Linked DNA regions of Homo sapiens: region 2 is linked to region 1. The links are chromatin loops, found by intact Hi-C in ENCODE. Cell type or tissue: sigmoid colon. All regions are shown on one strand.

What was found. A loop is a pair of places that touch in the nucleus more often than their neighbours do. Peaks named below come from ENCODE experiments on the same cell type or tissue, not always from the same donor. Only the 100,000 strongest peaks of a DNase experiment are listed, where the experiment ranks them.
Region 2: a loop joins it to region 1, with 3 times the contacts of the local background. A loop is called at or near these places in 1 of 110 quality-filtered maps.

What each region holds. Positions count from the first base shown.
Region 1 is chrX:140,501,664-140,506,663 of GRCh38, forward strand. SOX3 (SRY-box transcription factor 3) reads right to left here and starts at 3,406. Exons shown (of 1, transcript NM_005634.3): 1 at 1,322-3,406. The coding sequence starts at 3,397. The coding sequence ends at 2,057. RefSeq lists promoters at 3,139-3,847, 3,358-3,644. In sigmoid colon, no CTCF peak of the experiment used is centred here; a DNase peak (open chromatin) is centred at 2,559; H3K4me3 peaks cover 1,375 bases; H3K27me3 peaks cover 4,773 bases.
Region 2 is chrX:140,722,139-140,727,138 of GRCh38, forward strand. The region is part of intron 2 of LINC00632 (long intergenic non-protein coding RNA 632); the gene reads left to right. Among named protein-coding and RNA genes, the nearest start is that of LINC00632, 15 kb to the left of the region's middle. RefSeq lists an enhancer at 1,200-1,701. In sigmoid colon, no CTCF peak of the experiment used is centred here; no DNase peak of the experiment used is centred here.

The DNA of each region.
Region 1 (5,000 bases):
GGGGGTGAGGGTTGGCAGTGGAAATGTCTTAGGGGGCTGGTGCTGCCTTCCCAGGGAGACCCGACCTTTCTTGAAGAGGCGGAGTGGGTTTAGTCTCCAGGATCCGCAGTGATGTGTAAAAAGCGGGCACGACCCCCGAAGCCTCAGAAAGCCCCCTCCCCACCCCCCCACCAGGCCCTCCCCGGCCCGCAGGTGAATGACTGGCCCACACAAAGGAAGCCGGCTGGAAATGTGGAATTCGGACCAATTTACGGGAGACTCTGTCGCCTAGGGTCCCAGCGGACCTCAAGCAAAGAAACCTGTGGTCAGTAGTGGATGAGGATAAAAACAGTGCACCAGGCCAAGCTTATTGGAAAGGCTGAGTTTAGTTATTCTGGGATAGCGAGGTAACAGGATTAAAGGGATTAAGGAAATCACCTCAAACAGCTGAGGAGGGGGTAAAAAAACACTGGTTCTATTTGTTTTCTTCCTAGGCCCCAAACAGATACACTGGGGCCGTGTGGCTGGGCGCGAAACTAAAGGCCCTTCGGGGGGCACAGTGGAATGGCCAAGGGTCAGGGACTGGAGGAAAGTGGGGAGGGGGATGGAGTGGGGAGGGGGATGGAGTAGAAAGCGGGCTCGAGACTCTGGATGAAAAGGAGCCTTCTCTGGAAAACAAATAGGTGGACTGAGTTGACATGTTAAAAACAAAACGCCTGGGAGGAGTTTCGGAGATCTTTGAAAATCTAAGGAGTACTTTTTAATACCAAATCTTCCAGCGCTGAATGTTGACTCCGGCGGTTCAGCTACCAGGGTTGAAACGTATTTGTTTCCTGCTGGGGATCCCTGTAACCATTTATTTTTAATAGGATCATCGAGATTTCCGAAGGGTTTTCGTTTTGTAAATATTTCAGCTAGGCTCAAATGTCTTCCCGCCCCAGTGCACAAAGGTAAAAGTGCCCCGTTTTTGGTCGGTTTCAGCGGCCGCGCCTTTCCAGCCCCGCCTCGCGTGGCTGCGGCAGCAGACACTTTCAGCAGACGCTCACTGCGATCAACAAGTGCGCGGCCGCGGGCTCTGCGCATTAGCTACTACTGTGTGCCCGCTCTCGGGAGACGCTCCTGGAAGACTCGGAACTCTGTTCCGAGTTTCAGTTGAGAATATTGGAAGCTGGTGTATGGTGGATCACCAGTAGTTAAAAGGAAACCATTTCAGATTATGCTTGCCTCCCCCCAGGTCCCACCCCGCCCCTAGGATGGGATCTCAGTTGTAAAACCGAGTGTTGGTTCCTCCCCAACCTGCAAAAAAGTTTCAGGGCCGCAAAATTATCAGGACTCCATCATGTTGGTTATAAAATTTATTGATCTCATTTAGGAATTAAGAGTAAAAGCTTGAAAACCCTGAAACAAAGTAGCCCCTCCCCACTACCCAAACGAAATCTGAACACATTAGCGCGAAGAAATATCAAACAGATCACGGCAGAAATCACCAACTCAACATGATTGGACAGAAGCTGTCCCGCGGCCAGGGGCGGCGAGGCGGGAGACACACGCACACCTGGCTATAAATTAACATTGGCTTTAGCTGCCGCGCTGCTTGGAGCGGTCAGCGCCCCAAAAAACCACGAGGAAAACAGACGCGACACGACTGGGGGCGTAGGCGTTGCAGTTCTCCAGCTGGCCTCACCCGATACTATGTTTCTCCCATTCACTCCTTGGCTAACTGCAAACTAACAAGACAACATTTTCAAATGTAACAGAATAACCCTGGAACTCAGGAGGAGGAGTGGGGGCTGTTTTTTCTTTGCAAATAACACAGCGATTCCCAGCCTACAAAGGTGAAAGGAGCAGCGGCGTGGGGCAAGAGAGCTCTCTAGAAGTCCCATTTTCGCTGCTCCTGACTTATTTTTGCTTTTGTACAAAACCCGACAGCTACAGCAAAACTTTCAGCCCTCCCCATCATCGGTACAAGGCAACAGTCCCAGGCAAGCAAAGCTAAACAAGGCGTCCCAACTTGGGGGTGCGGGGCGGGAGTGGGGGTGGGGGTGGGGAACAAGGGTGGACGAGCGCAGGCCGGTGCTCAGATGTGGGTCAGCGGCACCGTTCCGTTGACTGCAGTCCCGGCGCCCTGGTAGTGCTGGTGCACGCCGTGCAGGCGACCGCCGGGCAGCGGAGAGGCGGCGTCGGCCGCGTCCCCGCCGGGTGGCAGGTACATGCTGATCATGTCGCGCAGGTCGCCGAGGCACGCGCGCTGAGAGTGCGATGCGATGGCGGGCGGCGGCGAGCTGGGCTCAGACTTCACTACCGAGCCCATGGGGCCCAGGCTCATGGCGGCTGCGGCCGCAGCTGCGGCCGCGGCGGTGGCGGGCTGCTGCCCGTAGGCGGCGGCCGCGGCTGCTGTGGCTGAGGGCGCCATGCCCCCGTAGCCCGAGGCGGCGGCGGCCGCGGCAGCGACGTTCATGTAGCTCTGAGCGCCGGGCGGCATCATTGGGCTGTACTGCAGGCCGGCCATGTCGTAGCGGTGCATCGGCGGCAGCGCGGGCGGCGGCGGCGGGCTGCTCATGCTCGGGGGCTGCGCGTAGCCCAGCTGCTCCTGCACCAGCGAGTACGCGCCGTTGGCCCAGCCGTTCACGTGCGTGTACGTGTCCAGGCGCTGGCCCACGCCCACCGGACTGCTGGCGGCAGCGGCTGCGGCCGCGGCAGCGGCGGCGGCGGCCGCGGCACCGGGAGGCAGGAGGCCGCTGGGCAGGGAGTACTTATCTTTCTTGAGCAGCGTCTTGGTCTTGCGGCGCGGTCGGTACTTGTAGTCCGGATACTCCTTCATGTGCACGGCGCGAAGTCGCTTGGCCTCGTCGATGAATGGTCGCTTCTCGGCGTCGGTCAGCAGTTTCCAGTCGGCGCCCAAGCGCTTGCTGATCTCAGAATTGTGCATCTTGGGGTTCTCCAGGGCCATTTTGCGCCGCTGCCCGCGGGACCATACCATGAAGGCGTTCATGGGCCGTTTCACACGGTCCTGGTCTGTACCCCCGCCACCTCCGCTCGCACCACCGCTGCTGCCGCCGCCCGAGTTCGCGCCGCCGGCTGCGTTCGCACTACTCTTGCCTGCGCCTCCCGGGGCTGCGGGGCCGCCGGTGCCCGCCGCTTGTGTGGGTGTCCCTACGGGGTTCTTGAGTTCAGTCTCCAGAAGGCTGTACATTGCCGGGGCGGGAAGAAGGTGCGCCAGCGTGGCGGGAGGAGAAGGCGCTCCCGGGGCTGGAGCGGCCACGGTGAAAAGGCCCTGGGACTCCGTCGGAGCGGAGCTTGGGGGCCTGTGGGCCAGCGAGTCCGGCGGGAAGGGTAGGCTTATCAAAATGCTCCGCGCCAAATCAGCAGGAACCCGCGGGCTTCTCGCACCTGATGAGTTCTCTCGAACAGGTCGCATTCACAGTCTGCCTGGGCTCTAGCTGGGCCCCTTATATACCTGCTCGGATTCCCCGGGGTTGGGGCTTGGTCCGCCCCTCGCAACCCGGAGGACCCGTGATTGACAGGTTCGCAGTGATGCGCCCTGGCCAATCATTACCGAGCCCCCGTTCGGCCTGGCTGGAAAAAAAAAAGTTCGGGGAGCCCTTTCGTTCACCCCACGCCCCTCTTTGGCCTAGTGACGTGGTAAGAGTTACTTAGGAGGCGGGAGTCCACGAGGCCCACTCAGAGGCCACCAATTAGGGTTTCAAAAAGTTTGAAAGAACGAAACCTGAGGAGGTGACGGGGGGAGGGGGGAGGGGGCACGCAAGCAGATTGGGGGGAGGGGGCAGAGGGGCGCCTTCGGAATTTAGAAAACAACTTTGCAACCCTGTCAAGGCAGACCGGCGCCCCATCCCCCGGCCAGCCCGCAAAGCTTCCCGTTGTCTGCACGGAGGTTTTCTGGCCGCTTCTGCTGCCAGCGCTAGGAACGCAGGGCACCACCAGCTACCCAGGCCGGCTTAGGGACTCCAGGCTCATTGGAAGTGCTCCTGGCTGCGTCTCCAAGAAGCTCTCCCTGGAATTGGCCGCTGGTTGTCCAGATCTTTCTCTAGGAGGGCCAGTGCGTCCAGGACGCAGCGTGGGTCAGGGGCCCGGGCATGGGAGACAGGCTTCAGGACTGCGGGGTGCATTCGGCTGTGAGGCTCTTGGGGGTTTGCAGGAGGGCGGGCAAGCAGTCAGTCGCCCGTCTCCTGAGCCTGTCGGAGGCGCTCGCACAAGGTGGTGTGGAAAGTATGTGTGGGACGTAGGGGGTGAACTGGCCTCCGCTCTCTCGATCCTGGCCCCCGCTTAGCGGCCCCTTTTTGTCTCTGCTCTGTGGCCATTTCGGTTTTTCCAGTCCGATGCCCCTGAGGGGGAGGGTCGGGCCCCTTGGAAAATCCGTTTTCATGGCAACACGGAGCCTCTCAGAGTGAAAGAAAAGTTTCTTGGAGGGGGGAACGTTGGCCGGAGCGGAGCCGAGGCCGTCCTCCGGGCGAACCGCCGGGCCCCCTCCACTGCCCCCGCACCTGCCGGGACCGCTGAGCGCTACTCTGGGCGCGCAGCCTCGCCGCCTCCCCCGGGAGCAGGCTCTGCTAACGGATTCCGTCCGTCTCTTTTATTGTTTTAGAGACTTCCTGAGATTCGGAGCGGGACATTCACTTGCTTGTTGGGTTATCTGCCAAAGACTAGCGGCGCGGGAACTCTGGCTGCGGGGAGAGGAAACCCCGATAATCGCCACTGCCAGCTGAAGCGAGTGGCACAGCGTTTGAAACTCTCGGAGCAGCCCGAGGTAGCGAGTGGGAATGAGAAGCCATCCCGGCAGATTTGGCAGAAACTAAAATAAGGTGTCCATACGGTGTGGGGTCTCGCCCCCCCATCATCCCTAGCCCCGTGGAAAGGTGGGGAACTAAACGGAAAGCATAATCTTAAGTGGGTGGGGGGCGCATGGGGGAATCCCAGGTTTCTAGCGTCTTAGCGTTAATGCAAGACCAGGCGATCCCGGGACTTCTGCATGCTGGGCTCTTCCCCCTTTCTCTCCACGAATT
Region 2 (5,000 bases), 220 kb after region 1:
CCCAGAGTGTAGTGGTATGCCTCATAACATCCAGAGTCACCCCATAACACAGGACCTAGACTGGCCCGATAAGATAGAATTAATACCCGCAATAAACAAACATGCCCTCTAATATATGAATTCATCACACAACACGCACACTGTCCCCACAAACACCTTTTTGGTGTCAAGAAGAAAAAGACTAGCTTCACTGAACAGAGAAATGCTGGACAGTGCACCTGCAGTTAAAAAAAAAAAAAAACAACCTCACAGACACAGCATTCATCACCCGAATCTGTTACAAAGTAACAGGCATCATCTTCTGACACACATATTTACCCCCCAGCACCAGAGTAGCTCCATAAAATACCTTCTTGCTTTTACAGTGCGAAGACTCGCCTCATAGCACAAGTCTGACATGCTGGAGAACACTCAGACAAAATCCTTAACATACATAAATATCACCCGGATTCCCTCCACAACATGAAATCTAACCCCATGAAACCCATGATAGTCCACAAAACCAGACACGCCTTATATCACCCAGTCTAGCTTCACAACAGCCAGGCATAATGCAAACTCGCCCCCGCAACTCATGAAAATACTCCACACCCAACAAACCTTCCCCCAACACAGAAACTTGCCGGGCAAAACAAATGCAATGGCTCATGCCTGTAATCCCATCACTTTGGGAGGCTGAGGCGGGCGGATCACCTGAGGTGGGGAATTTGAAACCAGCCTGACCAACATGGAGAAACCCCGTCTCTACTAAAAATACAAAATTAGTCGAGCGTGGTGGCACACGCCTGTAATCCCAGCTACTCGGGAGGCTGAGGCAGGAGAATCGCTTGAACCCGGGAGGCAGAGGTTGCAGTGTTGTGCCATTACACTCCAGCCTGGGCAACAGAGGGAAACTCCATCTCAAAAAAAAAAAAAGAAAAGAAAAGAAAAAAACTTCATGACACTCTCACACCAAGACTTGCTTCAGAGCACACACAAAAGATATAAAAGGATTGAAAACATACAGAACAACTTTGCAATGTGCAGATATACAGCAGTACTCACCTCAAATTACAGAAAGTCATACAACAAGATCCCTGCTGGTTCCATGATACACACATTCCATACACAGACACAGACACATTCCATACACACACACACATTCCATACACGTGCACACACACATTCCATACACACAGACACACATTCCATACACACAGACACATATTCGATACATTCCACACACACACACATTCCATACACACACATTCCATACACACACATTCCATACACACACATTCCATACACACACATTCCATACATACACACACATTCCACACACACACATTCCATACACATACACACACATTCCATACACGCACACACACATTCCATACACACAAACATTCCATACACACACACACATTCCATACACATACACAGACACACATTCCATACACACACACACATTCCATACACAGACACACATTCCATAAACACACACACATTCCATACACACACACATTCCATACACACACACATTCCATATACACACATTCCATACACACACATAGACACACATTCCATATACACACACGCCATACACACATTCCAAACACACACACACATTCCATACACACACATATTCCATACACACACATTCCATACACACATACATACACACACACATACACAGACACACATTCCATGCACACACACACATTCCATACACACACACATTCCATACACACACCTTCCATAGCAACAGACACACGCTCCATACACACACATTGCATACACATACACACACATTCCATACACACACATTCCATACACATGCACAGTTACCCATTCCATACACACACACATTCCATACACAGACACACACCATACACACACACAGACACACATTCCATACACACACACATTCTGTATGCACACACACACATTCCATACCCACACACACACATTCGATACGCACATATATTCCATATACACACACACATTCCATACACAGACACATTCCATACACACACAGACACATTCCATACACATACACAGACACATTCTGTACACACAGACACACATTCCATACACAGACACATTCCATACACACACAGACACATTCCATACACATACACAGACACATTCTGTACACACAGACACACATTCCATACACACACACATTCAGACACATTCCATACTCACACACACACTTTCCATACACATACACAGACATGCATTCCATACACACACACACAGTCCATGCACACACACAAACACATTCCATACACATACACACATTCCACACACATACACACACAGACATTCCATACACACACAGAGGCATATTCCATACATACACACACACACATTCCATACACACACACATTCCATACACACACATTCCACACACACATTCCATACACACACACACTTCCATACACAGAGACACATTCCATACACGCACAGACACACATTCTGTACACACACACACAAACACATATTCCGTGTACACACACTTCCATACACACAGAGACACGTTCCATGCCCACACATTCCATACACACACAGACACATCCAGTACACACACACACAGACACATTCCATATACACACACACATTCCCTACATACACACACAGACACATTCCATACACACACCCATACTCATTCCATACACACAGAGACACATTCCATACACACACGCACACATTCCACACGCACACACATTCCATATACACACACAGACACATTCCATACACACACATTCCATACACACACACACACATTCCATATACACATACACATTCCGTATACACACACAGACTCATTCCATACACACACAGAGACACATTCCATTACACACACTCAGACACATTCCACACACACACATTCATACACACACACATTCCATACACACACACAGAATCATTCCATACACACACAGACACATTCCATACACACAGACACACATTTGATACACACACACATTCCATATACACACACATTCCATACACACACATTGCATACCAACACACACACATTCCATACACATACACAGACACACATTCCATACACACACAAACACATTCCGTACACATACTCAGACACACATTCCATACACACACACACATTCCGTACACACACACAGTCACACATTCCATACACACACACATTCCATACGCACAAACACATTCCATACACACACACATATTCCATAAACACAAACACATTCCATACACACACACAGACTAATTCCATACACAGAGACACATTCCATACACTTACGCAGACACATTCCACACACACACACATTCCATGCACACACATAGACTCATTCCGTACACACACATAGACACATTCCATACACACACAGACACATTCCATATGCATACGCAGGTATGTCCCCAAAGAAATAGATTGTCTCCATCATATGCACATTAACCCAACGAAATACTTTTGGAGCTCTGTAACACCCAAACTTGACTCACAACACACATGAACACTGAACCACACAAATGAAACCTACACTACCCAGACATACCCATTGTTTGAAGACTTGCTGCAAAATACCCAGCCTTACGCCATGATATACAGACTTGGCCCATTGACCTATACCTACCTTGAATCACAGGGACTGATAGAGCAACACTCAGATGTGGCCCACAACCACAGATATGCCCTACCAAACAACTTTTTGTCTTCATAACATGAAGGCTTACCTCACAGAACACAGAAAGGATGAACAACACAGACAAATCAGACAACGCAGAAACACATCCCATGACACCCAGACTTGCTGCACAGCATTCAGACTCACACTATGACACTCATACTCACTCAATAACACTGATTGCTTCACAACATACGCACATAGCCCAAAACACACAAACATCATCCACAACTAACAGACATGTCCTACAATACAGGGGCATGCCACACAATTCACAAACTTTTTCTACACTGCCAACACTTGTCTCACATAACACACACAAATAAAAAAAAACCACAAAGACATGCTCCATAGCACCCAGACTCGCTTCACTACTTTCAGACTTACCTTATGGCACCCACACGTACCTTATATCATACACATTTACCCTGCAACACTCAGCCTGGCCACAGAATATATTTACATGTCCATGCCCCACAACGCACGCACATGCCTTCCAACACATGGACACACCCAAAATACACAAACGTTTTACACGACATACACTGACCCCAAAGAATGGCATCATAATGCACAATTATAACCAACTCAGATCTACCCTACAGAACAAAGACTCACCTCCCATACTTATCACACAATTCCTAAATTTACACCAAACACTCACACTCATCCCAAAATGCATAAACCCACCCCAGAACACATGCAGCACAACACGTAGATTTGCCCTCACTTAGAATAAATTCACAGCTCACACTTGTCACCCAATGGCCAGACACACCTTACAATGTACAGACAACTCTTTCACAACGTAGACATTGCCTAAGCAATGCACAGAATTCCATAACATCACGAGCTCTTCCTACAATGGCGACTTACCTCACAGCACCCCAGATTGCATCAGAGCAGACACTCCACCCAAGATATACGGCTTCTTCCACACCTCCTGGATACACCTCACAATACAGAAACATGCCTTGTAAGATATAGATTTCTCAGAACCATGAAGTATTGCATAAGAACTTATAAGCATTTCTCAAAACATATACTCCATAATTAATGGATACACAACATCTGCTCACATTCTCAAACACAGACTTGCCTTCCTCCCCATCACCCGCTGCCAGCATAGTCTTGTGCAGCAGGTCTAAGATGTACTGCAGAAAACAGACTTGCCCCACTCTGTATGGAGTTCTACCCAACTTTCAAATTCATTCTACAATGCACGGACCTTCCCTCTTACCTATAGCATTATCCCACAATGCAGAGACTTACCCACAAAGCAAATGATTACCTCAGAATGCACAGAGCCACCAGACCTGCACCCAAACACACAGACATGTACCACAA